Linked DNA regions of Mus musculus: regions 2, 3, 4, 5, 6 and 7 are each linked to region 1. A link is a loop called in an ENCODE intact Hi-C map of the cell type or tissue named here. Cell type or tissue: heart. All regions are shown on one strand. Region 1 holds the start of Mst1r (macrophage stimulating 1 receptor (c-met-related tyrosine kinase)). Region 2 holds the start of Amigo3 (adhesion molecule with Ig like domain 3). Region 3 holds the start of Nicn1 (nicolin 1). Region 4 has its middle 5.4 kb from the start of Nicn1. Region 5 holds the start of Inka1 (inka box actin regulator 1). Region 6 overlaps Rnf123 (ring finger protein 123). Region 7 overlaps Traip (TRAF-interacting protein).

Region 1 (4,000 bases):
CGCCATCCATAAGCTGATGCGCTGGATCCGTAAAGAGGAAGACCGTCTCTTCATCCTCACGCCCCTCACCTATTGATGGAGGTGGGAAGGCACTCTGGGCATGGGAAGCCATGGGAGCCTCCAGGTGAGGCTGGCTTCCCCTGCCCAGCCAGCAGGCAGGGACTGTGGGCTGGTGCGTGCAAGTGCATTAAAGTGGTTGAGAAAAACACTGTTGCCCTTTGTCATTGGTTCTTTGTTCTGTTTTGTTGGTAATTTTTTTTGTTTTGTTTGTTTTAAGATTTGTTTTGTTTATATTAGTACACTGTAGCTGTTTCCAGACACACCAGAAGAGGGCATCAGATCCCTTTACAGATGGTTGTGAGCCACCATGTGGTTGCTGGGAATTGAACTCAGGACCTTTGGAAGAGCAGACGGACTGCTGTAGGGAAGGCCAGGCTGAGCTGAGTAAGACAAGCAGGAATGACCTGGGCCAACTTCTGGGTAGGAGCCCTGGGCAAGGCAACCCAGTGTTGAGTATGATTGGCTTCCAAGTCTAGTCTCCCTATAGCCATGGGCCTCTGGGAACCATGCTTAGGCCTTCCCATGAAGAGCTGTCTGCTTTCATTCCTGTATCTCAGCCAGCCAGTTCATCAGCACAGCACACCAGGAAAGAAGCAAAAGAAGTCCACTTGATCTCTGGAGCCGATAGAAATAAATGTACAAGGTCACTAGATATGCTAGGTTGTTCCTCAGCCTGTCCTACATGAAGTGCTGTGGACACTCCAGGAGCCTCAGCAGTAAAGGACTGGTTCCATTCACTCCACCATAAGACCTTTGGGCCACCCAGGGCACAGTATGGAAGGCCCCCGACTTGCTCCTGGGGAGTTCTGATCCTGCTACAACCTAACTAGCATTGATTAGAGAAGCAGAAAGCCTAACTAGAGATAAGAGCGCCCAATGAATGTGGTCTTCTGACTGTCAGAACCACCTCCCTGCAGTCTCAGAGAGTAGGGCCACATGAGAGAACATGTATGAATTAGCACAGGCCATGTTAAGATGCACTGTGGCATCTGGGCGTACTCTGCAGCAGAATCGCTGTTTCTGGCTTCAGCCTAGATTGTGTGAGAATTAACATGGCAGCAAGCCTCCTTCCCGGGCTCTTAAGATCCTCAGAAGTACACACTGCACACTGCCCTGGGTCTCTTTCCTAGCTATTGGATGCTTTTCTTCAACTTGCTCTTGACCAGGGATTTCAGATCAACCCTTTGGAACCCGGGGCATGCAAAGTCAGACATCCTTGTATGTTCAGATCAGCAGTTAGCCCCTAAGTGCTCTGGTAGCCACTCTAGCACAGCTCAGCTTCTGTAGTTCAGTACTGATTCTGATCAGGAATAAGGAAAGAGGGTCAGAGATAAGCATGTGTACCTAGGACAGTAGGCATCTAGAAGTGCAGGGTTTACCTATTGGGAGCTCAGAGATGAGATGACAGGCAAGTAAAGGAGGTATTCCTAACAGAGGCATCCACATTTGGAAAGAGAACCTGTCCACAAGTCCAGGGATTTTCAATCTCTGGATAAAATTACAGCAGGCAAGTCACTTAGGACTTCAATCTGATGTGGCCATACTGTAGTTAGAGAGAAACCCACTAATGTGATTTCTGGGCTGGAAAAAAAAACTCGTCTTAACCTTTTGAGGTGTTCAGAGAGGTCTGAGCCCATGGAAGGCAAAGTGGCTAGCATCCCTTAGTGGTGAGAAGATGCCAGAGTAGTTTAAGCCCTAAGCTAGCAATAGGCCAAACCCATTGAGCTTACCTTATGGTAGTGCAGGGCCTCATGCCTACCTTGAAGGTCCTGCAGAACGCACAGATGAAAAATAACAAAGGGATTCTCCTGTGGGCACCACAGTTGAGAAAACTAACTACCCCCAGTAGAGCTTTGTCCAGGGGGTGCAGTCACCATCATGGCCATATGGTGGCAGCAGAGAACCAACTAATGGCCGATTCCACTCCATTTGGGCAAAGCCATCCAAATGTGTGAAGTCTGCCCCCAGTGTCCAGAAATGTCTCACAATTTCTGGAGGCAAGACAACATTCACAAGAGCCCCTGTCTGGACGCTGTGTGGAGAGTATTTCAGTTTTCTCTGCATGACTATCTTTAGACATGTTGACCGTGGAATACTGGAGGGGTGCCATGTTTTGCTTTGTGTTATTTATTCATTTCTGAGCTGGGGAGTCCTACCCTGGGGATGGAAGAAGAACACAAACTGTGTTGGGAGTGTGTACTAAGCCCAAGCTCTTGGTGGCCCATGAGATACATCTTCCGCAGGCTGGATATAAAAGGCCTTCTTTTTTATACAGTACAGAGATTAGCATGTCCCTTGTGCAAGGGTGACTCGCAGATCTGTGAAGGGTTCCATATTTTTTGATGATTTTAATTAATGCTATTAAAAAAAAAAGCTGGGGCTGGAGAGATGGCTCAGTGGTTAAGAACACTGACTGATCTTCCATAGGTCCTGAGTTCAATTCCCAGCAACCACATGGTGGCTGACAACCCTCTGTAATGGGGATCTGATGCCCTCTTCTGGTGTGTCTGATGACAGCAACAGTGTACTCACATACATGAAATAAATAAATAAATCTGAAGGAGAAAGAGAAGGAGAAGCAGCAGCAACAGCAGCATGGTAGCACACATGCCCAATACTTAGTCCTAGTACTTGGAAGGCTGAAAGGCTGAAGCAGGTGGATCTCTGAGTTTGAGGGCAGTCTGGTCTACAGAGTGAACTCCAAGACAGCCAGGAAAAACCTATTTTGCCCAGAGAAACCCTGTTTCTATGTAACAAAACAAAACAAAACAAAAAAGGCATCCTAGGATAATACCATCTCGACTATGAAAGGATGAAGGGATGGAGCACTAGCTAAGGCCATGTTAGAAAGGAGAAGCAGGCAGTGAAGTTTGTCCTGGGCGTGGAGTAGAAAAGGTAGAATTCCCCAGGGTGGGTTCCTCCCTCCCCAGCTCTCTTATTCTCTGCTGCCTAGGGACTCAAAACTGCCTATGACCACCCTGTGAGGAGCCCTCAAGAGCCCAGGTTCACGGAGCTAAGGCAGCTGCCTGGCTAAGAATACCTCTTCCTGCTCCATTACCCTGAGGTATTGAGAAAGCGTCTTACCAAGAGACAGCGGCTGAGTCCCGGGAAAGAGAGGTGGCAAAGCAGAATGGGCTTCACCCATCCTGGAAAGAGGACTCTGGATTCCAACCAACTACAGCTACATTCGTGTTTCAGAGACACTGGGTCCACAAAGCAAGGAGCGGATCAGAGGTGCCCCGGAATTCAAAGACCACACCTCTCCTGTACCAGGGCACCGGAGGAGAGGCATTTTCTACCGTCACTCTTCCCTTCTGTCCCATATATGCCTTCTCATGCTGAGGCCACAGTGACAGGATCCGAGCCAGAGGGCTAGGTCTTCACAGAAGTTACCTCCTCTAAGTATTACCACCCAGGGCGGGTCAGACTCCATTAATCTTTATGGGTCTTGGCACACAGGACAGGGCACAACATACCTTTCTCTGACACTTCTCTGAATAGGCACATGGAAAGATGATCTCTGACCACACAAGGTCTGTTCCATGTATCCCTTTCTGCAGCGCCCCCACCCCCGCATTACTCTGTCCAGTGCATTCCTGGTCTCCGTCTCCGTTCCCCACATGGTGAACTAGTGCCTGACAGTGTTCCTATGAAAGAGGGCCATGAGGAGAGAGGAGCCAGATTGTCCTGCAGCGTTCTAACCTCAACCAGATGGGTTGTGGGGATATAGGATGGTTCAGGAATACTCCTTCCCAGGTCACAACAACAGCCTTCTCACAGCTGGAAAGAGTCAGACAGAGCTGGAAAGAAAGCAGGGCCTTCGACAGGGCTCCGCCCGTAGCCCCGCCCCCAGCCCTGCCGCACCCACTGGGGCCCACCTCCCTTCGACTTTGATCCAAGTAGCTGTAGCAGCGGCAGCTAGAAGCAGCAGCTGGGGCCC
Region 2 (4,000 bases), 150 kb after region 1:
GGGTAGGACTCAATGCTTCACGAGGCCCTGGACTTGGTGCCATTTGTCTAGGGAGGAGTGGATGACTCTGAAGCTGTCGGACTTCTGCCTTCTGGTGGGGACAGACATGGACAGGACCCTGCTGGGTGTAACCCACAAGCCCCCACTCCCTCAAGAAGAGCGGGCCCAGGGCTGTTTGGAATAATAATTTAATGCTCACTGTAGCCTGGACTGGAAGTCAAGCTCAGGCTCCCACCAGCGAGGCTACACACAGGCAGATGGGTGGGTGGAAGTGGTAAGAGTGAGGGTGATGGGTAAACAGGGCCCGGTCTGCGGCTGATGGCGGAGCTTCCAGGATGGCCTAGGCAGCTGAGGACATGGCGCTTGTGTTGGCTGCCTTGTCCCAGTCCTCTACAGATACAATGGTGGCTTTGCAGAAGAAGCAGTCCTTGTTGTTCATCAGGTGCTGGTTGATGCAGGCTCTACAAGAGGGGAGGGAAGGAGTGCTACCTCGTGCGTCCTAATTTGCCTCCCCAAGTCCATGGGGCCCACTTACTTGCAGGATTTGTGACCACAAGGCTGGAACACAGCAGAGATGGGGTGGGCGTAGCAGATTGGGCAGAGGTCCTCTTCATTGGTGGGCTACAGGGCAGAGTGGAGGAGTTGGGCTGGGATCCTTACCCCTGTCCTGGTGTTTACAGATTAGTAAAACGGCCTCTGTTATGCCACACTCACCAGGGAGGCGGCGGCCGCCTGGGCAGATGCAGCGGTCAGGTGAGCCAGCATCTGTTCCACCTGGGCCAGCTCCTCAGCGCTGATATAATCTGTATCTGCATCAGTAGTAGGTAGCATCAGGGCCCCTGTCGTCTGAGAACTCAGTGCCTCTTGAATACTCCCAGGCAGGGAATTTGCTATTGAGGATCCTGAAACTCTTCCCTGACCTGACCCACCCGCTGGTTCACTTACAACTCTGTAGAGAGAAGCGTTTCCGGTCAGGGGCAGGCAAGGTAGTGCCAGGTGCTAGGGGCTCTGGCTGCCCCAGGAGATAGCATATGGAACGAAGCTGGAAGCAGGGATCAGCCAGGAGCACAGAGGTGGCTTGCTCTGTCCTAGGTAGGGGAGGGTGCATAGGTCGTAGGAAGGCTTTGAGCCTGTGTGAACATTTTCTCCACGTGGGACAGATGAATATCCAGAGGCCTCGCTCATTATTATGCCTCCACTCTCCCCCCTATTACTTACCAACCCTCCCAGGTGTTTGGTCCCACATGACCTGAATACCAGTTTAAAGAGAAGGGTGCTATTGATAAAAAGGTGCTTGCTACCAGCTATGGTAACTTGGGTCTGATCCCCAGAACCTCACAAGTCGTCGTCCGACGTCTGCACGAATGCTCACATACACAGACATAAGTAAATCTAAGAGAGCAGCAAGGACTCCACCTACCCCATTACACACCAATCCTCTGAGGGCTGAAGGCATTCTCCCCTAAGTCCTTTTGCTCTTCAAGAGGGAAGTCAGGCTTCCAGCCAAGCAGACTGGGACACTGGGGCCCTCTGGTGGCCACACTGGCTTTTTAAGTGCCAAGAGATGTGGCTGCTCCGCCCCTTAACAGCAGGAGCCAATGGGAACTTAGGTCCCCGCCCCTGAGCGGTCATTTCCTAGCTAGTACTTAGAATCCAGTCAGAAAGCTCTTGGAGAAGCTAGAAGAAGGGCTGCGGGCCCCACCTCACAACCCAGACCAGAAGAGCAGGAGAAGCCGGCTGGGCAGGGGGAGCCAGCGTTGTGCCTCTCGAGCCATGGGCCATAGGGAACCACAATCCGCAAGCCTGTGCAGAAGTAGGTGAGTCTTGGAGCTGTTGACCTGCACTGAGCTGTCCCCATATCTTCCCTGGTAGTCACTGGCATGGCCTGGCTAGTGCTATCAGGTATACTACTATGCATGTTGGGTGCTGGATTGGGCACTTCAGACTTGGAGGATGTTCTGCCTCCTGCTCCCCACAACTGCCCCGATATATGCATCTGTGCTGCCGATGTGTTGAGCTGTGCGGGCCGTGGGTTACAGGACTTGCCGGTAGCACTGCCTACCACTGCTGCAGAACTCGATTTGAGCCACAACGCACTCAAACGCCTGCACCCGGGGTGGTTAGCGCCCCTCTCCCGGCTGCGTGCCTTGCACCTAGGCTATAATAAGCTGGAAGTCCTGGGCCATGGTGCGTTCACCAATGCCAGTGGCCTGAGGACACTTGACCTGTCCTCTAATATGTTAAGGATGCTCCATACCCATGACCTGGATGGCCTGGAGGAGCTGGAGAAGTTACTTCTGTTCAATAACAGCCTGATGCACTTGGACCTGGATGCCTTCCAGGGCCTGCGCATGCTTAGCCACCTCTATCTCAGCTGCAACGAGCTCTCCTCTTTCTCTTTCAACCACTTGCACGGTCTGGGGTTAACCCGCCTGCGGACTCTGGACCTCTCCTCCAACTGGCTGAAACATATCTCCATCCCTGAGTTGGCTGCACTGCCAACTTATCTCAAGAACAGGCTCTACCTGCACAACAACCCGCTGCCCTGTGACTGCAGCCTCTACCACCTGCTCCGGCGCTGGCACCAGCGGGGCCTGAGTGCCCTGCATGATTTTGAACGCGAGTACACATGCTTGGTCTTTAAGGTGTCAGAGTCCCGAGTGCGCTTTTTTGAGCACAGCCGGGTCTTCAAGAACTGCTCTGTGGCTGCAGCTCCAGGCTTAGAGCTGCCTGAAGAGCAGCTGCACGCGCAGGTGGGCCAGTCCCTGAGGCTCTTCTGCAACACCAGTGTGCCTGCCACTCGGGTGGCCTGGGTCTCCCCGAAGAATGAGCTGCTTGTGGCGCCAGCCTCTCAGGATGGTAGCATCGCTGTGTTGGCTGATGGCAGCTTAGCCATAGGCAGGGTGCAAGAGCAGCACGCAGGCGTCTTTGTGTGCCTGGCCAGTGGGCCCCGCCTGCACCACAACCAGACACTTGAGTACAATGTGAGTGTGCAAAAGGCTCGCCCCGAGCCAGAGACTTTCAACACAGGCTTTACCACCCTGCTGGGCTGTATTGTGGGCCTGGTGCTGGTGTTGCTCTACTTGTTTGCACCACCCTGTCGTGGCTGCTGTCACTGCTGTCAGCGGGCCTGCCGCAACCGTTGCTGGCCCCGGGCATCCAGTCCACTCCAGGAGCTGAGCGCACAGTCCTCCATGCTTAGCACTACGCCACCAGATGCACCCAGCCGCAAGGCCAGTGTCCACAAGCATGTGGTCTTCCTGGAGCCGGGCAAGAAGGGCCTCAATGGCCGTGTGCAGCTCGCAGTAGCTGAAGACTTCGATCTGTGCAACCCCATGGGCTTGCAACTCAAGGCTGGCTCTGAATCAGCCAGTTCCACGGGCTCAGAGGGTCTCGTGATGAGCTAGACTGCCTGAGATCTCCTGCTGCTTGCCCTGCTTGCTGCTGCAGTCTAAAGAACTGACCTGCTGGTGGGGCGTGCTGTGCCTGGTCCCACAACTGCATGTGAGCCTTGATCCTACTGTAACAGTTCTAACACTAGCTCAGGACAAGGTCTCAGACTACTAGAGCCTGCTTCCCCTAGGACCACAGAGTGACCAAATGTCCCATTAACATTACAGACTAAGCCAATCTGATAAAAGCCCTGGCATCAGAGTCTGGGGACCACCCCCAGGAGTTAATGCAGATGTCAGGGTGTGGTATAGAAGAGTCAAGCATACCACACTTCCCCTCCCTGCCCGGAGGGAACTGGCAGCTCAGAAGATCCAGCTTCCACTCTGAGATGGAAGGAGGAAATGAGCCTTCCCTGTACTGAAAGAGGACCCAGTCTGCTGCCACCCAGCCTCCTGAAAGCTTTGCAACTCCTGTGGAGTCTGGTGGGCATACACACCTACAGGACCCTCCTACAGAGTAGCCCTGCTGTCTTCAGCTACAGGCAGACCCAATCCCTAAGGCTCACAACCCAGCAGGAAAAAGCATAGATAGGTGACTAACCTGGGAC
Region 3 (4,000 bases), 390 kb after region 1:
ATTCCTTTCACAGTCTCTCATTGAACCAGAATCTCCCTATTTGGCTAGGCTGGCTGGCCATTGAGCTCCCAGAATCCTCTTCTCCATCCTGCCAAATGCTAGGGTTACAGACATGCACAGTAGTGCCCAGCTTTCTTTTATTTTTAACAGAGGTTTGGGGGACTCGAACTCAGGTCCTCAAGCTTGCATAGCAAGTGCTCTTACTCACTGGATCATTTCCCAGGAATCCCTCTTCCCACCACACATACACAAAGAGAGGGTGCCTCTGTGTAGTCTTGGCTGTCCTGAAACTTGCTCTGTAGACCAGGCTGACCTCAAAACTCAGAGAGATCTACCTACCTCGGCCTCCTGAGTGCTGGGATTAAAGTGTGTACCACCACTGCTAGGTTTAATTTTAAGCTATGTGTACGCAATGCACAAGGGGCTGTGTAGGGGTATGTACACATAAGTTCAAATTTCCCTAGAGGCCAGAAGAGAGCATTTAAGTTACAGGCATTCATTGGAGCCTGATGGGAGTTTTGGGAACTAAACTTCATTCTCTGGAAAAGTAGCAGGGGCTTTTAACTGCTAAGCCATCTCTCCTGCTGCATGGACTGAAATTCCTGACCATACACCTCAGATTCTTTAATGTTCCCAAATGCCTCAATATAAAATGTAAAAGGAAAACTTGGTAGGTTGGCATGATAACACATACCTTTAATCCCAGAATTATGGAGGCAGATGGATCTCTCTGAATTTGAGGTTTGCTTCATCTACATCTGTAGTGAGATCTTGTCTCAAAAAATAAACAAATCCCAAACCAAGTATTTGCCTCTTCTCCGGTCAATCAATTTATTGACTGTTTTGCTTTTTTTTTTTTTTTTTTTTTTTTTTTTTTTTAGCTAGGGCCTCACATAGCCCAAGCTAACCTGAAACCTACTACATTCATGAGATTAGCCTTGAACCTCTGATCTTACCGATTCTGCTTCTACCTTCCAAGTGCTGGGTTAACTAAAGTGTCACCAATGCCTGGCATTTTATTTCTTAACTAAATTTTACAATTTTGGTGGGATTACAGGAGTGAATCAATACCTTGTGACCCCACTTTGTTTGTTTGTTTGTTTGTTTTTGAGACAGGACTGGCTTGGAACTCTCTTTGTAAATCAGATTGGTTTTAAACTCTCAGTGATTCACCTGCTTCTGACTCTGCCTCCTCAATGTTGGGATTAAAGGCTTGCACCAATATACCTGATCTGGTTTGTAGTTTTAAAAATACCATAGTTCCGAGGTCAGGAAAAGGTGCCATATCCCTTAAGTTGCCATATACCTCGGGTTGTACCCAGATGGATCTTGTGGATGCTATGGAGAAATAATTCCTTTGTGTAACATCCTTGGCTGTCCTGGAACTCTCTGTAGACCAGACTGGCTTCGAACTCGGAGACCTGCCTGCCTTTGCCTCCCAAGTGCCGGGATTGAAAGCGAGTGACACTAAACGCCTGATTGTTTTATACATCTTAACCTAATAAAGTAGCAGAATTTAAGTGAGGGATAAGACAGCCCAAAGCATTCTGGATCCTTTGGATAAAGAACGGCTCGACGGTTGCCCGGAGCAGCCCGGGAGGGACTTACAGACGCGAGGATGATTGGTTGAAGAAGAACTTCCGTTGACATTTCCGACTCTTGACCCGCCCTGATCATCGGTGATTGGCTGAACTGTTACAAACGTTATGTGGCCTGGGAGTTGTAGTTCTTTTGGTTGATAAGGGACGCCAATAAGAGCTAGTGGTTGGATGGAGACTGTGAGCGGTGATTTTGCTTGGTTGTAATCTCCCAAATCATGTCCCGTGTGTTGGTGCCCTGTCATGTGAAAAGCACTGTAGCCCTGCAAGTGGGCGACATGAGGACCTCTCAAGGTCGGCCTGGCGTGCTGGTCGTCGATGTCACTTTTCCCAACATCGCGCCTTTCGAGGTGAGCAACCCCCCATATAAGCGATCAAGGCTTCTGGGCGGGGAATACCTAGTAACTTGGGCGTTTCCTAGGCATTTACACAGCTTCTACAGTGTCTCTTGCTTTTGCGAATTGGGCCTATTCAGAAGCATTTACAGTCTTTATTAATAAGCTTTATTAAATAGACTAGAGTTTCCCGTCCTATCCTCTTCAGCATCTCTTCCCAGTGCCCAGGATATCACTGGAACTACAATTTGAATCTCAGTACAAGTGAGAGGATATTTGATTTCGGCCGTAGCTGCAATCGTCAAACAATGATGCAAACGTACCATTCCAGTGGCCCCTGCCACAGGTCAGGTGCAACCTAGCCTTCATCTAGGTCCTCCTGGTGACTTGTTTCCAATCCCTAGTTGTTCTTCCATTTCAACTGACAGTGACAGGGCGTTGCATGACCTCAACACAGGACAAAGGCTACCTCTAATGGCATAGCATCCTTCCCTTACCCACCCTCTTGGCTCTATGTGCTTTGTATTACAATATGTCATTCTCTCGCAAGATGTTGCTTCCCAACAATCTGGGGAAACCTAGTTAATTGATCCGACCCTGGAAAATCTGAGTCAGTGTGTTTGAGGTGGATCTTTGACATCTATATTTTTATTTACTTATTTAATATTTTTATTTTAAAAAAGCTTTATTTTAAATCTATGAGTGTTGTTTTTGCATGTCTGCATATATACCTTGTGCATGGCTGGTACTAGTAGAGGCCAGAAAAAGGTTCTGAATCCTCTGGAACTGGAGTTATGAACAGCTGTGAGGTGCCGTGTAGGTGCTGGGAACCAAACCTGGTCCTCTGCAAGAGCACCAAGTACTCTTCATTGCTGAGCCATCTCTCTAGTCCTGATATCTGTGCTTTTGTGTGTTTTGTTTTGTTTTGTTTAAGTTCCATAGGTGATGCTGGTGTGCATCGAGATGGAAACTACTGCTATGGCAGTTGGTACTCTAGGCTCCCCAAACCCCTCCAGTGCAGGATCCTACTATTCTTCTTTTTTGCTGTTGCTTTTTGTTTTTCGAGACAGGGTTTCTCTGTGTAGCCCTGGCTGTCCTGGAACTCACTCTGTAGACCAGGCTGGCCTCAAACTCAGAAATCTGCCTGCCTTTGCCTCCCAAGTGCTGGGATTAAAGGCGTGGGCCACCACTGCCCGGCCCTACTATTATTCTTTTTTTTTTTTTTAAAGATTTATTTATTGTTATATGTAAGTACATGGTAGCTGTCTTCAGACACACCAGAAGAGGGCGTCAGATCTCATTACAGATGGTTGTGAGCCACCATGTGGTTGCTGGGATTTGAACTCAGGACCTTCAGAAGAGCAGTTAGTGCTCTTAACAGCTGAGCCATCTCTCCAGCCCTCTTTTGTTGTTGTTGTTGTTGTTTGTTTGTTTGTTTTACGAGACAGGGTTTCTCTGTGTAGCCCTGGCTGTCCTGGAACTCACTCTGTAGACCAGACTGACCTCGAACTCAGAGATCTGCCTGCCTCTGCCTCCTGAGTACTGGGATTAAAGGTGTGCGCCACCACGCCCAGTTCCTACAATTATTCTTATTCTGGTCTAAATCTGCTAATTCTGAGAGAGAGATGGAGAGAACTTCTGCTAGTACCAGGCTAAAGGACATACTCAGGTTCTCTCACTCTGGTACTTTTTAAAATTTGCTACTTTTGGGAGGGGTGGGGATCTCAAAAATCCCAGAGTGGCCAAGAATAGGGGAAGCTTATCATGAACTTCTGATCCTCCTGCCTCTACCCCTCAAGCACTGGATTACAGGTATACATCACAGGTGTACATCACAGGTGTACATCACAGGTGTACATCACAGGTGTACATCACAGGTGTACATCACAGGTGTACATCACAGGTGTACATCACAGGTGTACATCACAGGTGTACATCACAGGTGTACATCACAGGTGTACATCACAGGTGTACATCACAGGTGTACATCACAGGTGTACATCACAGGTGTACATCACAGGTGTACATCACAGGTGTACATCACAGGTGTACATCACAGGTGTACAT
Region 4 (4,000 bases), 380 kb after region 1:
TCTAAGTTCAAGTCTCAGCACCAACATGGTGGCTCACAACTATCTGTGCTTCCCATTACAAGAGTCTTTTTTTAAATAAAAAAAGATTTATTTATTATTACATGTAAGTACACTGTAGATGTCTTCAGAAGAGAGTGTCAGATCTCATTATGGGTGGCCATGAGCCACCATGTGGTTGTTGGGATTTGAACTCAAGACCTTCGGAAGAGCAGTCAGTGCCCCAACCTCTGAGCCATCTCTCCAGCCCTCGTTACAGGAGTCTTAGTCCCTCTTCTGGCCTTCAAGGGCACTGAATTCATGTCATGAAGAGACACACATTCAGGAACAATGGCCAAAACCATAAAATTTTAAAATGAATAAAAACATATGCTATAGGGGGTGGAGAGGTGGGTCAGAAGTTATGAACACTGAGTGCTCTTTCTGGGACCCAGGTTTGGTCCCCAGCATCCACACAGCATCTACATGGCAGCTCACAACCATCTGTAATTCCAATTCCAATACTCTAAACCAATGAGCGATCTCTCCAGACTTCAAAAATAAATCTTTAGGACAGATATGGTGGCCTTTAACATTAACACTTGGGAAGCAAAGGCAGGTTAGTTTGAGGCCAGCCTAGACTACATAGTGAATTCCAGGGCAGCCAGGCCTATGTAGAGAAGATTGTCTCAATAAATAAATCTTTAAAAAGATTATATTGTATATGTATATGTATATTGCCTCTCGTTTGGGGATATGCATGTGTGAGTGTAGGTGCCCACAGACACGGGGTGGGGGGCTTTTGATCCCCTAGAGCTAGAGTTATAGATGACTGTTTGATGTTTAATGTGGATCCTGGAAGCAGAACTGGAGTCCTCTGCAAGAGCAGTATACACTTTTAACTGCTGAGCCATCTTATCTGTCTTTTTTTTTTTTAAAGATTTATTTATTTATTATATGTAAGTACACTGTAGCTATCTTCAGACACTCCAGAAGAGGGAGTCAGATCTCATTACAGGTGGTTGTGAGCCACCATGTGGCTGCTGGGATTTGAACTCAGGACCTCTAGAAGAGCAGTCAGTGCTCTTAACCTCTGAGCCATCTCTCCAGCCCCCATAAATAAATTTTAAGGAGGCTGAAGAGACAGCTTAGTGGCTAAGAGCTCCTGCTGTTCTTGTAGAGAACATGGTTCAGCTCCTAGAACCCACATGATGGGTTACAACCATTCACACTTAAGCACATACATGGTGCACATACATTCATGTAAGCAAAACAATTATACATGTAAAATAAAACAATTAAGAAAATAACACCCTCACACCCCTTTCAAGACAGTGTTTCTCTGTGGAGCTTTGACTGCCCTGCAACTTGCTCTGTAGACCAGGCTGGCCTTGAATTTACAGAGATTTGCCTGCCTCTGCCTCCCAAGCGCTGGAATTAAAGATGTGTGTTACCACTGCCTGGCAAGAAAATAAGAAATTTAAATAAACAATTTTTAAAGCCTAAACTCTGGGCTAAAGAGATAGTTCAGCAGTTTAGCACTAACTGCTCTTCCAGAAGACCACATGGTGGCTCACAACAGCCTGTATAATACCTGTTCCAAGGGACCTGGTGCCCTCTTCTGTCCTCTGAGAGTACTGCATACGTGGTACCGAGCTATAATCCTACAAATAGATAATGAATTTTGAACTCAGCGAACCAATAGACCTACACTTGTCAGTGCTGTGCTGTGTTGTGCTACTCACACCCACATTCCCGACAAGATCTTCTACTCACCTGTTTTCTGCCTGACCACACACGGCAAGCAGAGCTGGGGCTATAGCCCAGGGGAACCATGCTTACCCAGCATGCAAAAGGTCTTGACTTTGAGTTTCCATCACTTAAAAAAAAAAATCATCTTTCTCCCAAAACTGATTGGTATTGTAGTGTTTCCTAGGAGCTGCTAACCAGACTGTGAGGATGTCTTCCCATCCCATAGCACATTTTGTGGGCATTTTGTCTGGCTAGCATACACAGGCCGTTCTCTTAATTCCTTAGCATTTTTCAGGGTGGGGAGATTGACTGAACAGGACAGGACAGACAGACATGTCTATAATCTATAATTCCTAGTTCTTAGAATACCCAAGATACAAGATACAATCTGCAAAATACATGAAACTCAAGAAGAAGGAAGACCAAAGGGTTGACACTTTGCTCCTTCTTAGAATTGGGAACAAAACACCCATGAAAGGAGTTACAGAGACAAAGTTTGGAGCTGAGATGAAAGGATGGACCATCTAGAGACTGCCACACCCGGGGATCCATCCCATAATCAGCCTCCAAATGCTGACACCATTGCATACACCAGCAAAATTTGGCTGAAAGAACCCTGATATAGCTGTCTCTTGTGAGGCTATGCCGGTGCCTGGCAAACACAGAAGTGGATGCTCACAGTCAGCTATTGGATGGAACACGGGGCCCCCAATGAAGAAGCTAGAGAAAGCACCCAATGAGCTAAAGGGATCTGCAACCCTATAGGTGGAACAACAATATGAACTAACCAGTACCCCCAGAGCTCGTGTCTCTAGCTGCATCTGCATCATTGGGAAGAGAGGCCCCTTGGTCTTGCAAACTTTATATGCCTCAGTACAGGGGAACGCCAGGGCCAAAAAGTGGGAGTGGGTGGGTAGGGGAGTGGGGGGAGGGTATGGGGGACTTTTGGGATAGCATTTGAAATGTAAATGAAGAAAATACCTAATTAAAAAAAAACAATAAAAAAAGGGAAAAAAGAGAGAAGTTAACATTATTTAAAAAAAAAAGAAATGATAGTAAAAAATGTAAGCCACCCACCCACCCACCCATCCATCCACCTACCCACCCCTCCACCCACCCACCCATCCATCTACCCACCCACCCATCCACTTAACAAATGCTGATTGAGCCCTTATGATCTAGGATTTATGTATTTATGTATTTTTATCTTTTATTGCCTGGGTTTTTTGAAACAGAGGTTCTCTGTGTAACAGCCCTGTCTGTCTAGAATGGGCTCTGTAGACCAGGCTGGCTTGGAACTCACAGCCTCTTGCCTCTGCCTCCCAAGTACTGGGATTAAAGGCATGGGCCACCACCACCTAAGTCTAAGCTTCATTTTAATTGTTGGAAATATCCCCATAAACATGAGAGGCCAAGTTCAGCTATGTAGTTGATTGTTTGTTTGTTTGTGTATTAGTAGTACTGGAGACTAAACCCGCTTGGGGTCTACCTAATGCCAGCAAGTGTTCTACCTTTGAGCACTGCCCACCCCCCCCCCCTTTTTTTTTTTTTTTTTTTTTTGAGACAGGGTTTCTCTGTGTAGCCTTGGCTGTCCTGGAACTCACTTTGTAGACCAGGCTGGCCTCAAACTCAGAAATCTGCCTGCCTCTGTCTCCCAAGTGCTGGGATTAAAGGCGTTCGCCACCACCACCCGGCTCCCACCCCCTGTCTTACTTATTTTTAAGGGCCTGAATGTATGTCTGTGCACCATGCCTATCATCAGATCTTCCAAGATTGGAGTTACAGAAGGGTCATGAGCCACCATATAGATGCTGGAAATTGAACCCAGGTTCTCTGTAAGAACAGCCAATTCTCTTAACCACTGAGCCATCTCTCCACCCCTTATTTTTGTGTTTTTTTTTTAAATTGACTCACACATAGCCCAGCTGCCTTTTTTTTTTTTAAGATTTATTTATTTATTATATGTAAGTACACTGTAGCTGTCTTCAGACACTCCAGAAGAGGGCGCCAGATCTCATTACGGATGGTTGTGAGCCACCATGTGGTTGCTGGGATTTGAACTCAGGACCTTTGGAAGAACAGCCAGTGCTCTTAACTGCTGAGCCATCTCTCCAGCTCTGTCTTTTTTTTTTTTATTAATTTATTTATTATATGTAAGTACACTGTAGCTGACTTCAGAACTCCAGAAGAGGGAGTCTCTTATTATGGGTGGTTGTGAGCCACCATGTGGTTGCTGGGATCTGAACTCATGACCTTTGGAAGAGCAGTCAGT
Region 5 (4,000 bases), 81 kb after region 1:
AGGACAACCTCTTGCTTGCCATAGCTGTCCGTCGAGCCCTGGCCAGCCTACGCCGTAGCTGCTCAGAGAGACCAAGCAGGAACTGAGGGGGTCGAGCCCGTGCTCGGGGTACATCTCCATCACTCCCCTCACTGGTTGCTTCAGGCAACTCCATCCAATTGTGAACTAAATCAGCAAAACAGTTATCCCCTAGCACCAGGGGCTGCCGACTGCGGCCCCTGTTCAGCAGGGCTGCCGTCCAGTCCTCTGCTTCCAATCCCTGCCAATGTTCCAGGCAAGCATCTGGGGTGGACTTGGGCCTCGGACGGTGGGCAGGAGGTATGTTGGTTACAGCTGCCCTACTGCGCATAGGAATGTCACTGACTGAGAAACGCTGGCTATGAGGTGGACGTTCTCGAGGTGCTTGGCGCTGGGGTACAGACGGCTCTTCCTCTCGCCATGTACTGCCTGACACCTCGGAGAAGCCAGAGTCCCAGTCTAGAGCATGCTCCCTAGGACATCCCAAGGGTAAACCCTTGTCTTCTGCTACCAAGCCTTCCTCCTCTTCCTCTTCTACACAGCAGACAGAGTCCTCTTCCAAAACATCCGAGGCCCTGAACTGGCGCTTTGGCTGTACATTTTGATCAGTTCTGGGTTTTGGTTGCAGTGGGCCAGACATTGGAGGTGAGCCTGTGTCCCGAGCACACAACTGGAGAGAAAGATAGGGCAAATGTTGGTCAGGAATCTCTTAGCCCCTGACTCCTTAGTGTCTAACCAAGCCAGCCCTGAGAACGGAGGTTTCAGAAGGACTTGAAAAACCTCTGGGCAGCAAGGCGGAACTGTAAGCATAGGGCCCACATGGGGGCACTGGCACTCGAGGCTCATGTGGCTCCCATCCGCAGAGCTGGTGGCAGTCCGGCAGGCTGCAGCACGCAGGGCCGGGCAAGTCAGCACGCGCCACCAGGGCGGGCAGGCAGAGTAGAGGAAGGAGGTACAGGCCAGCCCGTGGTAGGGGATGTCCACAGCAGCACAGCACTTCTTTAGGCCCTGGGTGCTCCCTGTCGGTCCCCAAAAGAAACTTCTCTTCCCCAACTCTCCTTCCCCGCCAACCCCTGCCGCTAGCACGGCCAGCTGGGCGCCTGTTACCTGATGCCCAGAACAATTCCCAACCGTCAGAAACCCGAAGCGGGCCATCTGGGCCATCTGTAGCGCGCTACCCTGCCCCCATCCTGACTCAGATGGGTACCCGGAGTCCACCCGGTTGCCGTTTGTTGTTCCATCCAGGCGGCAGCCACGCACCCCACACACATCTTCACAACCACACCCACTCCAAAGACTCACCAGTTCCCAGCGGAGCTGGCTCAGGAAGCTGTCAAGCCGAGCGCTGTGCATGCTGGTGCTGGTGCTGTACACTCTCCAGGTCGGCCGGCTCACCCGCCGATCACCCGCGGGAGCGGCGCAGAGTGGGCCGGGTCGGCCCGCGGGTGGTGGCGTCCTCACCCTTGCCTTACTCTAAGGCTCCTTGCTCTCGGTAGCTCCCGCCGCTGCCGCCCCAACATCTGGCAGCCGCGCCCCGCCCCTCCCCGGCGCCCTAGCCAATGGAGGCGGGGCAGGATGAAGTTGTCCTGCCCCTTTCAGCCCCGCCCTCCAGCCCCCACTCTGCTGGTGGAGCCCGGCTGTAGTAGCACGGGAGACCAGAGTGCAGCTCAGGACCCCTTTATGTCTCAAAAAGTTTAGTTAACCCGGCTGTAACGCAGTCCCGACACGACCCCCTCCCGCCCCCGCACGTTCGTCCCGTGCAATTTGTCCCCTGGTGAAATAGCGGTTTCTTGTACTGGGGCCCGATGCCACACCCACGTGTGGGCACTTTCTTCTTCTTTTTTGTTTGTTTGTTTGTTTTTTGTTTTCGAGACAGGGTTTCTCTGTGTAGCCCTGGCTGGCCTGGAACTTACTCTGTAGACCAGGCTGGCCTCGAACTCAGAAATCCGCCTGCCTCTGCCTCCCAAGTGCTGGGATTAAAGGCGTGCGCCACCACCGCCCGGCGCGCCTTATCTTCTGATTTGACAAGGTTGTGGCCCACTCGGGGTCTGTCCAGGCTGGCCTTGACCATCCCTGGAAATGATAGGACCGAAATTCCTTCCGGCCGGCGAATAGTCAGTGAAGAGCCTTAAGACAGAGAGAGTAAGGGAATGGCCAAGGCAAAATCCCCTCCACCTTCCCTCCGGCCTGATCTGAGCCGAGATAGGCTGGACCGCCCTCTAGTGGGGATCGCGGGGCTATGGTCTGCATCCTCACTACACCCTCACAATGGCATGCAGGAATGGAAGAGGAAAACTGCTCTTTGGCTCGATTGTTTAAAGCCTTTCCCCTGAGGCCACTCCATAACCAGAGGTACAGTCGAACTGAAGACAGGTTGAATCTATCCTCAGACAAAAAATAACAGGAGAACGAGGACAATGAGTTCAGTTAAGGGATAGAGAACTCTTAAAAAGATATGGCTGATATCAGATCAATCCATTTGAGTCCAGTGAGGAAGGGCATTTTAGGTGAAAGGGTCTGCCAATGTAAAGTATATTGAGGGACAGGGCTAGGCAGACCAAACGAAAGGAAAACACAGATGTGTGTGACGGATGGGTCAGGGGTCTGTGAATGGAGAGAAGTCATCAAAACCATAAGAAGACTTAGGGGAGTCTCTGGGCTTTATTTTTGGTACCATAGAGAGAGCATGGAGCTTTTTAAAAGGAATGACCCAGGCTGTTTTCTGCGAGATACAGTTGTTTTAGGAGAAGAACTCTGCAATCAAAGGAGGTTCTAGCCTTTATCCCAGGCAAGGGTGTGTGTCTGAAAGCCTGGTTCTGAACCCAGAGGGTAATCAGAAGCATCGTTCTAGACTCCAGAATCTAGAGCTAAACTCTAGCCTGACTGATGCAGGTAGGTAAAGCATGGCCTCCAAGTTTCCAGTGTGAACAGCTGGATGGATGGCACTGCCATTAAAATCACCCAGGAGGAAGAAACCTCTGCTTCCCCTTCCCATAGACAGCGCTGCCGGTCACGATGGTGACAAAGACTGAAGAGTACACCAAAGCTGGCCTCACAGCTGTATGGTCCGGTAGAAAGCATGTGGGCCAGATCCAAATAGGCCTGGATTCTCTGTAAAACTGGGATAATCTGTGAATTACAGAGCAGCATGGGAGCTAGCTCTGCACAGCTGTTGAAACTGCTGTCTAAATACTTGGAGCCTTTACCCCCTGGGTGTGGTTCCTTGGTTTTAGTTAGGTGTTTGTTTTGTTTTGTTTTTAAGGACTATGAAACCAGCGAAGGGACCCTCAGCTATGATCTGGTCTGCAGTTAGAAAAACATCACAGGAAGGAAGGGGCGCAGGCAGAAGGACAGCTCTGAAAGCAGAATCTTTTGGCTAGATGCTGTAGGATTTATACACATGTAACTAGAAAGATGCTATATGATTTACACACGTGTGACTAGATAAAATTCTTATTTTTTGCTTGTTTATCCCTGTTTTTTTCTTTTTTGTTGTTTTGTTTTTTTTGTTTTGTTTTTTGTTTTTTTTTTTCAAGACAGTGTTTCTCTGTGTAGCAGCCCTGGCTGTCCAGAGCTCACTTTGTAGACAAGGCTGGTCTCGAACTCACAGAGAGCCACCTACTTGTGCTTCCCTGAGTGCTGGCAGTAAAGGTGAGCACCACCAGCATCCAGCTAGATTTTATTTCAATCCAGTAAAAACTGGAAAGAGAGGCTGGAGAAGTGACTCAGCAGTTAAGAACACTGGCTGTCCTTGTAGAGGAGCCTGGTTTGATTCCCAGAAATACTTTCTGTAACTTTAGTTCCCGAGGGTCCTCCTCCCTCTTCCGGTCTCTGTAGACACTGTACACATGCAGTGCACATGTGTATATCAGGTAAGACACTCAGGTAGTTAGAACAAAAAAAATAAAAGAAAATCTGGCTCTTGCCCTCTTGCTCTTGTTCCCTCCCTCCCCCCCTTCCCTTCCCCCTCTCTCCATGTACT
Region 6 (4,000 bases), 160 kb after region 1:
AGAACTTGGGGTGGAGGGAATTCTTGGCAGCTGGTTACTCAAGAGAACAGAAGGACAAACCATGAGACATCCTCCAACCCAGAGTGAATATCCTGTCTCCTACTGACTCCTGGGGACACTGTATGCCCAAACACAGGAGCCCCAGTAACCCAATCAAGGCAGTTGTACAAAGGACTGCACAGAGATCTGGGTACCAGGTCTGAGGAGCGAAGCCTGGACAATGGAGGCCCAAGGCCCCTGAGTGTGGGGCTCTTGAAATGGACTTAACTGGGCAGAAGGCCCAGTAGCCCCCACAACCAGCTCACCTCTCTACAACCCCAGGGGCTCCCCCAGGCTGCTTCAACCCAGCCTTGCCAACCCGGGTCTGCTGTTTCTTACCCTCACTGAAGGAAGCACGGGGGTTGGAAGCTTTGTATTCATCCCAATAGAAGCGCAAGGCAGACACCAGCCGGTGTAGGAAGCAGACCATGTACTCAGGGGGGCAGAGCACGGGTGTGTTCTAGGGGCATATGACAGAAAACATGTTCTGGTGCCATCCCAGAGCCCAGCTCACTCCTCATTCAAGGACATGCCCTAGGATCCCAGGAGGGAAAGGCAGCAGAGGACAGAGGCAGGTGAGACAGACAGGTGTGTGGCAGGCTGAGGTGGCGGATGCCCAGGCTGCAGCCCTGCAACCCAGCCAGGAGCCCACAGGAGCCACCCTGGAGGGTACCTACCCCCCGGCCGCTGGCATTCTCCTGCAGGAACTTTCGGAATTTTGTCAGAAAGATGTACCTAGAAGCTTCACCCTTCAAGGGATGGGAAAACAAGGCTGAGCTGAGCTGAGGATTCCGCACCTTACCCTGCGCCCTGCCACAGGAACATAAACCCGCCCTGCTATCTGGGCTCAGAGCCCCAAACTGCATACCTCCAAGCCGCAGACCCACATAGGTGTCTTAGGTCACTTACCCCATTGTCATCTTTATTGTCCAACAGCAGCTTCAGGATCTGGACCTGCAGTTCTTCCACCACTGGGATGGGAAAAGGAATATGGCCCTTAGGCTCCCAGGACAGGTAGCAGGCAGAAATTTTGTCAGACCTCCAGCACCTGGGTACCCCAAGCCTACCCTAGGTATGGTTGCCAACTGTTCCTCTTACGTATACACACAAATCCATCTCCCTACCCAAGGCCTGAGGCAGGGGGCTGACCTTCAATGCGTTTCTTGAGTCTTTGGCAGCCACGCTCATAGGCTCGCCTCCGCTGCCGCTCTTCGGTGGTCTCCTCCCTTGCTTCCTTACCGTCTCTGCTCTACGCAGGGGTAGAGAATGGGAGAGAGTGGGGGTTTCCTAGGAACTGATTTACACAGGACTACTTCACACAGAAAACCTTTCACCCCAAGGACTTCGGGAACCAGGGCAGAAGAGACCCCAGGTGCCCGGTGCCAGACGCCCTGGTATGCTGGGCAGGCCCTCACTATGCCAGCTCCCATCCCACTCCAGGTCTGCCCACCTCCCTGCTGGAGCGATGGGGCCACCAGGTGGTGGGAATGAGTTCCTTCAGGCCAGCTTCCTCCACACGCAGGGGACTCTTAATATAAAAGAAGACCACGGACCGGAGCATGTCAAAACTAGTGCTTGTCAAGGAAGAACTTGGTTCTCCAGAGAACCTGCTACACATGAGCCCTCTCCCAGAAGCCCACATTGATATACCCACCACAGCTCTCCCACCATCAAAGGTACTGATTTCACCATGGGACGATCTCTTAGATTGTGAACATTAAGAGAGATCTATGGTCATCAACCCAGCAAGCCCAGCAGGGGTAACCGATGGTCCTAGGTCAGGCCTCAGCTTTGCTTCCTATGTTTCCTTTGGTTTCTGCCTACTAGAAGCTGAGAGAGACCAGCTTCGGCCTCCTGGTCAGTTAGCTCATGACACTGGAGAAGAGGAAGGCTACCTCTTCAGAGAAGACCTTGACTGTGGGCACACAGATAAAGGTACAGAGATGAGCTGATGCGAGGCTATGGGGGCCTTCTCACACCTCCACAGTCACAGTGAAGAATAGCCCTATTTGGGCAGCCTGGTGACAGCCAGCAGCTGCCTCCTCCCTTTTGCCTTCTTTGCTCTGTAAAGGGGCTGGGACTTCTGAACCTTTCTCAAAACTCCTGGCTTGACGAACACTGCCCTCTGCTGACGTTAGGAGGTATTACATGGCAGATCTGTCTGGCAACAGGATACAGGACATTGCTAAGCAGGAACTTGCGGGACTTCTCGTGTCTCAGGATGGACATAGTGAGGCGCAGGTAGTGGATCTGTGGAGAAGGCGGACTCAGAATAGGCAGGTAAGGCTCAGGGGGTTCAGGGCAGGGACAGATATTCCCACCTGTAGACCCAGGTCTGGGACAATAGGCGAGAATCGGTAGAGACGTAGAAGTGACATCATCAACTGCTTCAGGCAATCCTGTACCTCATAGTCCTGGGAAGAGATGCTAGGGCAGCCATGATGGGGGCCTTTTCAAAGGCCCTACCATCCCTCCCTTACCCATGATGAAGTCCAACAGCCTGGCCTAAGCCTGGAGTCAGAAATCTTACCTCCATGAAGAGCCACAAGAGGTCCAAGATCTGGTGTACCACAGACTGCGCCTGCTCTGGTGTGCCCTTCTCCACAACGCCCAGCAGGAAGCTCATTAGCACAGCCTCCACCAGGTATACCTTGCGCTGCGGCAAAGGGCAGGCACTAGTAAAGTTGTGGCCTCCTGCTCTACTCAGGAGACCTCTTCTTGTGTTGAAGAAGCAGGCTCAGTCACCAAGTCTTGAGTCCTTCAAGCTGAGTCCCTTCTAGCGTCTGACTGAGGGATGAGAGGGGCTCCTGACCCATAATCTCTCTCTCTCTCTCTCTCTCTGGGGCTCTATTCATGGCCCTGTTTCCTTAGCCTGGGACATCACAACCCTTCCTTCCCAGGATGCTCTCCTTCAGGTCTGCAGGCTGTGGTTACACAGAACCCTGGCAGGTAACACGCTTAGCACCCGAGGCCCCGGAAGATGCACGCATCTAACACAGACACACCTGGCATGGCCCCCTCTGCCCTTCCCTGCCATCTCCTCACCAGCAGTGGTGCAAAGTGATGGAAGATGTGGGCCAGCGTGAGGAGGACAGTGGGCTGCCCTTGCAGCTGCCACTCAGAGCTCTCCGTCTCCACCAGCCGCCCTTCCTGTTGGGTGGAGAAAGAATGAGGACAGGCGGGCTAAGGTGAGACCCCAGTTCGCCCAGCCCAGACCCTGGCTCACCACAGGGTCCAGCTCCACACTTAGCACTGCCTGGAAGCAGCCCAGCAACCTCTGTGCCCGGACCAGGTCAGCAAACGGAGGGTCCTGCAGGGGCCGGAAGCCCGCAACTGGGTAGGTGCCACTGAGTTAAGCCAGCAATGCCCAACCTGAGGCTTGGATACATGGCTCCTCTCCTTTGTTCCCCCCCTTTCTCCCTTTCTCCTAACCAGAGCTTAACCAGAGGTGCAAGCTGCAGGGCGCACCCCATCTGCATCAAATTCTCTGCCTGGTCAGGGGCTCTGTAGGGGAAAACCCCTTTGTCATTTTTATGCTTACCTGCTCAATGGAGACAGCTAATGGCACCCACCTTTAAAAGGACTTTTGTTCTTGGGCCAACCTAACTAAGCTGCTTCTTGTGTACACACCACAACAGCTAGGCCTGCCACCAGCCCACAGTGCTCCTGGGGTAGGGAGACCCTTATCCTAGATGCCAAGCCACCCACAGCCACCTTCCCAAAATGATATCGCAAAGGACGGCTGCCAAAGTTGAATGCCACAGACTCCTTGAATGACAGGCTGATGGCTGGGAAGTACGCCATTCCTAGGCCCCTGGAAAGGTTCTCGAAGGCAGTGCCCAGTGACACGCCATTCCTGGGAGAGGAAGAGGAAGGTCGGTAAGCCAGTGCTCGAAGGGGTTGACTGCCCACCTTGACCTGTGAACTGGGCCTGGTTCCCTTAGAGAGGGCAGGAAACTGG
Region 7 (4,000 bases), 59 kb after region 1:
CTGACCCTGCCTGACTTCCATAGCAAACTCCCCATATCCTTCATTATGGTGGTGACAGGAAGCTGGAGAAAGGAGCTGCTTGCCTCCATTTGGGGTTGTAGGGAGCCCCCTAGTGAGGCTTGCATGCTCAAGGCGCAGTTCCTGAGTGTGACCAGGATTTGTTCCTCCACCTCATTACACATGCAGGGCCTGCCAGGGGCCCTGGCAGGCGGGTGAGGAGGAGCTCATTTGTGAGGCCTCTGTTAAGCTGGCGCTATGGCTTAGTCACAGCACCGACCATGCCAGTCAGGGTGTTCTGTTCTGTGTCTCTTCTCATGGCTGCTTTGCAGAGAGTATGAGAATCTGAAGGAAGCTCGGAAGGCCACAGGGGAACTGGCTGACAGGTTGAAGAAGGATTTGGTGTCCTCTAGGAGCAAGGTGACTGACTGGTGGTGACAAAGGGAAAGGGAGGTGGGTCTCCTGAGCTAGGCCATCCATGCCCACACCACTGGGCCAGAGAAGGTGGCCTACAGACACTGGGTATGCCTTTTACTGTGCACTGTCTCAGACTCTGGCTTGTCACTTGGGTCCCCAGCACACACTCATGCCACCTTTTGCTCTTCTTGATTCCTAGATGCATCTTAGCTGGCTTGGAGAGCACAAACCTCCAGTATGGTAGCGCCAGCAGCCCACTTTATACCCCATCCCAAACCGAGGGTTCTTGGGCCTGCTGCTTTCCTTCTGTAGGCCGCACTGTGTACAGAGACACGCTTGCCCCCAGGCAGCCCATATTCATGCTTAGTTGATGTCTGGGGTCTCCCCTGTACCTCCGGTTTTTTTTTTTTTTTTTAGACTACCCAAACATACACTGGATAGCAGCAGGTAGGGGCAGGTCATGTGGCACCACTGGCTTCTCCTTTCTTACAGTTGAAGACTCTCAACACTGAGCTGGATCAGGCCAAGTTAGAACTGAGGTCAGCCCAGAAGGACTTACAAAGTGCTGACCAGGAGATCACGGTGAGACACCCTGGCCTGTGGGAAGTGAGGGGACCTGAGGGGTTATGTGCCTCTAAGGGTAGGGCTGGACTGTTTCTGCCTGGAAACCTGTGTTACAGTCATTGGTGTTTCCGGGCCCTCTGTATCCTCCTGGGTTGGAGGTGGGTCAGCATATGCACCCTAGTCTGGCCTTGAGCCTGTCCCTCCTCAGCAGAGGGCTAAGGGCACCGTGAATCTTCCTCTGTCGTCTGCTCAGTTCTTACCTCCAAGGCGGTCCCTAATCTCCAGAGCGAGTATGCCACCAAGCGGAGTTCTCAGGCCTGGCTGGTGTTGGTGGTCAGCCCTCACTCTGTTCCCTGTGCCCTTTACACAGGCGTTTCTCCTTAGTGCCACAACCTTTCTCTCAGGTTCTCGCTCTCCTTTCTCCAGAGCCTAAGAAAGAAGCTGATGATCCTCCAGGGAACCTTGAGCCTGCCTCCGGCGACCAATGAGACGGTCAGCCGCCTGGTTTTTGAGAGGTTTGTTACCCTTCTGGGGTGATTCTGGATCACAAGCTAAGAGAGCCTGCGCTCCTGGCTTTGGTGGGATAGATGTGTTTATGGACCTTCTGACCAGAGAGCCAGCCAGGCTCTAACTGAAAAGCGGCTTTGAGAGAATTTGGGGTCTGACCAGGAAAGGCAGAGAAAGCCTTTGAGTAGCCTGAGGACAGGGCAGGGGCAGTGGTTGTCTTGGAGTATCCTGGAGTTTCTCACCACATGCGTCTGTCTGCCCCATCTCTGAAACATACTTGAGAGTGCTCACTCTAAAATAAGCCCCCTCAGCCTGGTGGTGTTGGTGCACGTCTTTAATCCTAGCATTCGGGAGGCAGAGGCAGACAGATGTATCTATGAATTCAAGACCAGCCTGGTCTACAGAGAGTTCCAGGCCAGCCAGTCCAAAATAAATAAATAATCCTCGCGGGTCCAGGAGTGTGCTTTCAGGCTGCCAGCAGAGGGAGCCAAACGACCCAGGGATTGGTGTCCCTGCTAGGAGCAAGCTTCAGTCTTCCTGAGTGTTTTTCACAGAAATGGGCTGGCTAAGAATATCCTCAAGGCTGTCTTCTGCCTGCTACAGGACCCCAGCAAGGGAGCCAAATTAAAACTGTCAACAGCCCAGAGTTTTACTTAAGTCACTTTTTAACATATTATGGCAAATCAGTATGCCCTTTCTTTCTGCCAGTGCAGTTTACCCATTCAGTGCCTTCCAACACTCCACTTTCCTCCTGGGTACTGTGGCCCCTGACTCCCCATCTCTCAGTTCCTCAATACTGTGTCTCAGGACAGTCATGGAGCGGGCTTAGGTTTAAATGGTTTCCTAGGATCCTGCCGTGTCACAGCCAACCATAAGAAAACACTTCTTCCTGCTTCCACAATTGCTTCTTTTCTTTCCTATCTGAAGGCTCTGTTTGTGCTGGCCAGCTTCCTCAGCCAGATAGCACATTGTGTGTGTGCTTGTGTGTGTGTGTGCCTCATGTGTGTATTCATGAATGAGTATATTTGTGTAAGAGTGTGTGTATGTATTATATATACATATGTATGTGTGCATGAATGAGTATGTGTATGAAAGAGTATATGCGCATGCATGAGTGAGTGTGTGGTTGTTCGTGTCACAGTATAGAGGTCAGAGCATAACTTTGTGGATCATTTCTCTCCTTTTACTTCAACATAGGTTGAAGGGATCTAACAGAAGTTGCCAGACTGATGCAGAAACGCCCTCACCCTCTGAGCCATCTCACCAGCTCTTATTTTTTTCCTTAGCATCTCTCTGTAGAGCCCAAACTACCCTCCTGTTGTAGTTTATGACGACCTGAGAACTGTGGGACTGTGGTGGGCACATGGTCTGCCATGCGGTCCGGCACATGGTCTGCCATGCGGTCCAGCACAGGGGTGACCTTGACAACTCAGTAGGCTCTGTCCCTGATTCTTCCTCCTACCACACCCAGCCATCGGCCATGCCTTCTCTGAAGTCCATTGTAACACGAGGGCTTTGTCAAGAGCTTACATACATGTAGTATGTGCCCTAGGAAAACGACAATCTCAGAAACTGTACTGTAGAGAAAACCTTAGCCTAAGCTGCCTCAGGCTGGGGATAGAGAAGCATTCTCAGGAATACCCGCGGTTCCCTGATGGTGATCCCTCTAGCTTCTGTTCTGCGAGCCTCGGGCTCCTTTCACACAGTTGTCCTCTGTGCCTGGCTGTTATAGCAAGGAAAACACAAGCACATGGGCTACCTAGGTGCCCAGGGACTGTGCATACCCACTTTTGCTAATTTCCCTTACTCCCCAGGCTTTTCTGGGCTATGTTCCTGTACTAGGTATTGGCTGCCAGTGCAGCCTTGTTTTTGTGGGTAGGATGATTAGGCCCGGAGTCCACTAGGCAGCCCCATATTATAGAAGAATCCGGTCTGGAACGCCCAGGTGGGAATGAGCCCTCTGTCTGGTCAATAAGCCTCATGCCAGGGCCACACCTTACTTTGGCACTAAGAGGATAGTTCTGGTCTCTCAAATCAGGAGGGCACTGCATTAGCCAAACCTCAGTCCTAAGCCTGCTGGGCTGCCCTTCAAGTTGTGGACAGGTTCCCTGTCTTCACCAGTATCTTTCTAGGCGCGAAACCCCAGGGATAGGACTGCTGCGTTTAGCATTAGCCTTTTAAACTTGGCATACTCGATTCTGAATTCCAGGTTCTCCCTCCTAGGGCCCCTAGATCTCCAAAACAGGCTGCTGGTTCCGGGGTTGGGGGCATTTCCAGTTTTCTCTGATCTACAAGTGCCTCTGTCTTTCTCTCTGACTTGTTGCTGTGTAGTTTGGTGAGATTCTTAAACTTTCCTAATACAGATGAGATGTGTAGTCACGTTCATCACATTCATAAAACCACCATTAAATCTGAAGGAAGAGAAATCTAGGCAGAGAGGATGACGAGTTCACAGTCCTTGGGGCATTGCTAAGGTGGGCTTAGAGGAGAGGGGTGGGTGGCAGGTGGGTCAGAT

What was found. A loop is a pair of places that touch in the nucleus more often than their neighbours do. Peaks named below come from ENCODE experiments on the same cell type or tissue, not always from the same donor. Only the 100,000 strongest peaks of a DNase experiment are listed, where the experiment ranks them.
Region 2: a loop joins it to region 1, with 4 times the contacts of the local background. A loop is called at or near these places in 34 of 42 quality-filtered maps.
Region 3: it touches region 1 in a loop (1.9-fold over the local background); 2 of 42 quality-filtered maps call a loop at or near these places.
Region 4: it touches region 1 in a loop (2.0-fold over the local background); 2 of 42 quality-filtered maps call a loop at or near these places.
Region 5: it touches region 1 in a loop (4-fold over the local background); 7 of 42 quality-filtered maps call a loop at or near these places.
Region 6: it touches region 1 in a loop (6-fold over the local background); 34 of 42 quality-filtered maps call a loop at or near these places.
Region 7: it touches region 1 in a loop (5-fold over the local background); 16 of 42 quality-filtered maps call a loop at or near these places.

What each region holds. Positions count from the first base shown.
Region 1 is chr9:107,902,927-107,906,926 of GRCm38, forward strand. Mon1a (MON1 homolog A, secretory traffciking associated) reads left to right here. Exons shown (of 6, transcript NM_028369.3): 6 at 1-213. The coding sequence ends at 76. Mst1r (macrophage stimulating 1 receptor (c-met-related tyrosine kinase)) reads left to right here and starts at 3,963. Exons shown (of 19, transcript NM_009074.2): 1 at 3,963-4,000. It also overlaps the pseudogene Gm23856. In heart, a CTCF peak has its summit at 1,971 (motif pointing right); DNase peaks (open chromatin) are centred at 1,995 and 3,915; H3K4me3 peaks cover 1,031 bases; H3K27ac peaks cover 1,052 bases; H3K27me3 peaks cover 747 bases.
Region 2 is chr9:108,051,500-108,055,499 of GRCm38, forward strand. It overlaps Gmppb (GDP-mannose pyrophosphorylase B), which reads left to right. Exons shown (of 9, transcript NM_177910.4): 9 at 1-421. It overlaps Rnf123 (ring finger protein 123), which reads right to left. Exons shown (of 39, transcript NM_032543.2): 36 at 946-1,088; 37 at 715-809; 38 at 536-621; 39 at 173-461. The coding sequence ends at 341. Amigo3 (adhesion molecule with Ig like domain 3) reads left to right here and starts at 1,660. Exons shown (of 1, transcript NM_177275.4): 1 at 1,660-4,000. The coding sequence starts at 1,881. The coding sequence ends at 3,407. In heart, a CTCF peak has its summit at 1,552 (motif pointing left); DNase peaks (open chromatin) are centred at 522, 1,592, 2,252, 3,752 and 3 weaker places; H3K4me3 peaks cover 618 bases; H3K27ac peaks cover 612 bases.
Region 3 is chr9:108,288,715-108,292,714 of GRCm38, forward strand. Nicn1 (nicolin 1) reads left to right here and starts at 1,729. Exons shown (of 6, transcript NM_025449.4): 1 at 1,729-1,948. The coding sequence starts at 1,817. In heart, a CTCF peak has its summit at 1,757; a DNase peak (open chromatin) is centred at 1,667; H3K4me3 peaks cover 1,471 bases; H3K27ac peaks cover 1,499 bases.
Region 4 is chr9:108,283,018-108,287,017 of GRCm38, forward strand. No RefSeq gene overlaps it. Among named protein-coding and RNA genes, the nearest start is that of Nicn1, 5.4 kb to the right of the region's middle. In heart, CTCF peaks have their summits at 1,601 (motif pointing left) and 3,786; a DNase peak (open chromatin) is centred at 1,644.
Region 5 is chr9:107,984,377-107,988,376 of GRCm38, forward strand. Inka1 (inka box actin regulator 1) reads right to left here and starts at 1,540. Exons shown (of 2, transcript NM_026597.3): 1 at 1,321-1,540; 2 at 1-688. The coding sequence starts at 1,371. In heart, CTCF peaks have their summits at 852 (motif pointing right) and 2,247 (motif pointing left); DNase peaks (open chromatin) are centred at 155, 945, 1,435, 2,205 and 2 weaker places; H3K4me3 peaks cover 2,458 bases; H3K27ac peaks cover 2,690 bases.
Region 6 is chr9:108,065,907-108,069,906 of GRCm38, forward strand. It overlaps Rnf123 (ring finger protein 123), which reads right to left. Exons shown (of 39, transcript NM_032543.2): 10 at 3,770-3,895; 11 at 3,266-3,380; 12 at 3,085-3,189; 13 at 2,570-2,695; 14 at 2,361-2,453; 15 at 2,216-2,289; 16 at 1,490-1,607; 17 at 1,189-1,288; 18 at 949-1,010; 19 at 717-788; 20 at 379-499. Among named protein-coding and RNA genes, the nearest start is that of Rnf123, 11 kb to the right of the region's middle. In heart, a CTCF peak has its summit at 1,516 (motif pointing right); DNase peaks (open chromatin) are centred at 2,205 and 3,248.
Region 7 is chr9:107,961,925-107,965,924 of GRCm38, forward strand. It overlaps Traip (TRAF-interacting protein), which reads left to right. Exons shown (of 15, transcript NM_011634.3): 8 at 330-417; 9 at 907-996; 10 at 1,405-1,493. Among named protein-coding and RNA genes, the nearest start is that of Uba7, 12 kb to the right of the region's middle. In heart, CTCF peaks have their summits at 109 and 1,970 (motif pointing right); DNase peaks (open chromatin) are centred at 287, 1,170 and 1,957; H3K27ac peaks cover 1,944 bases.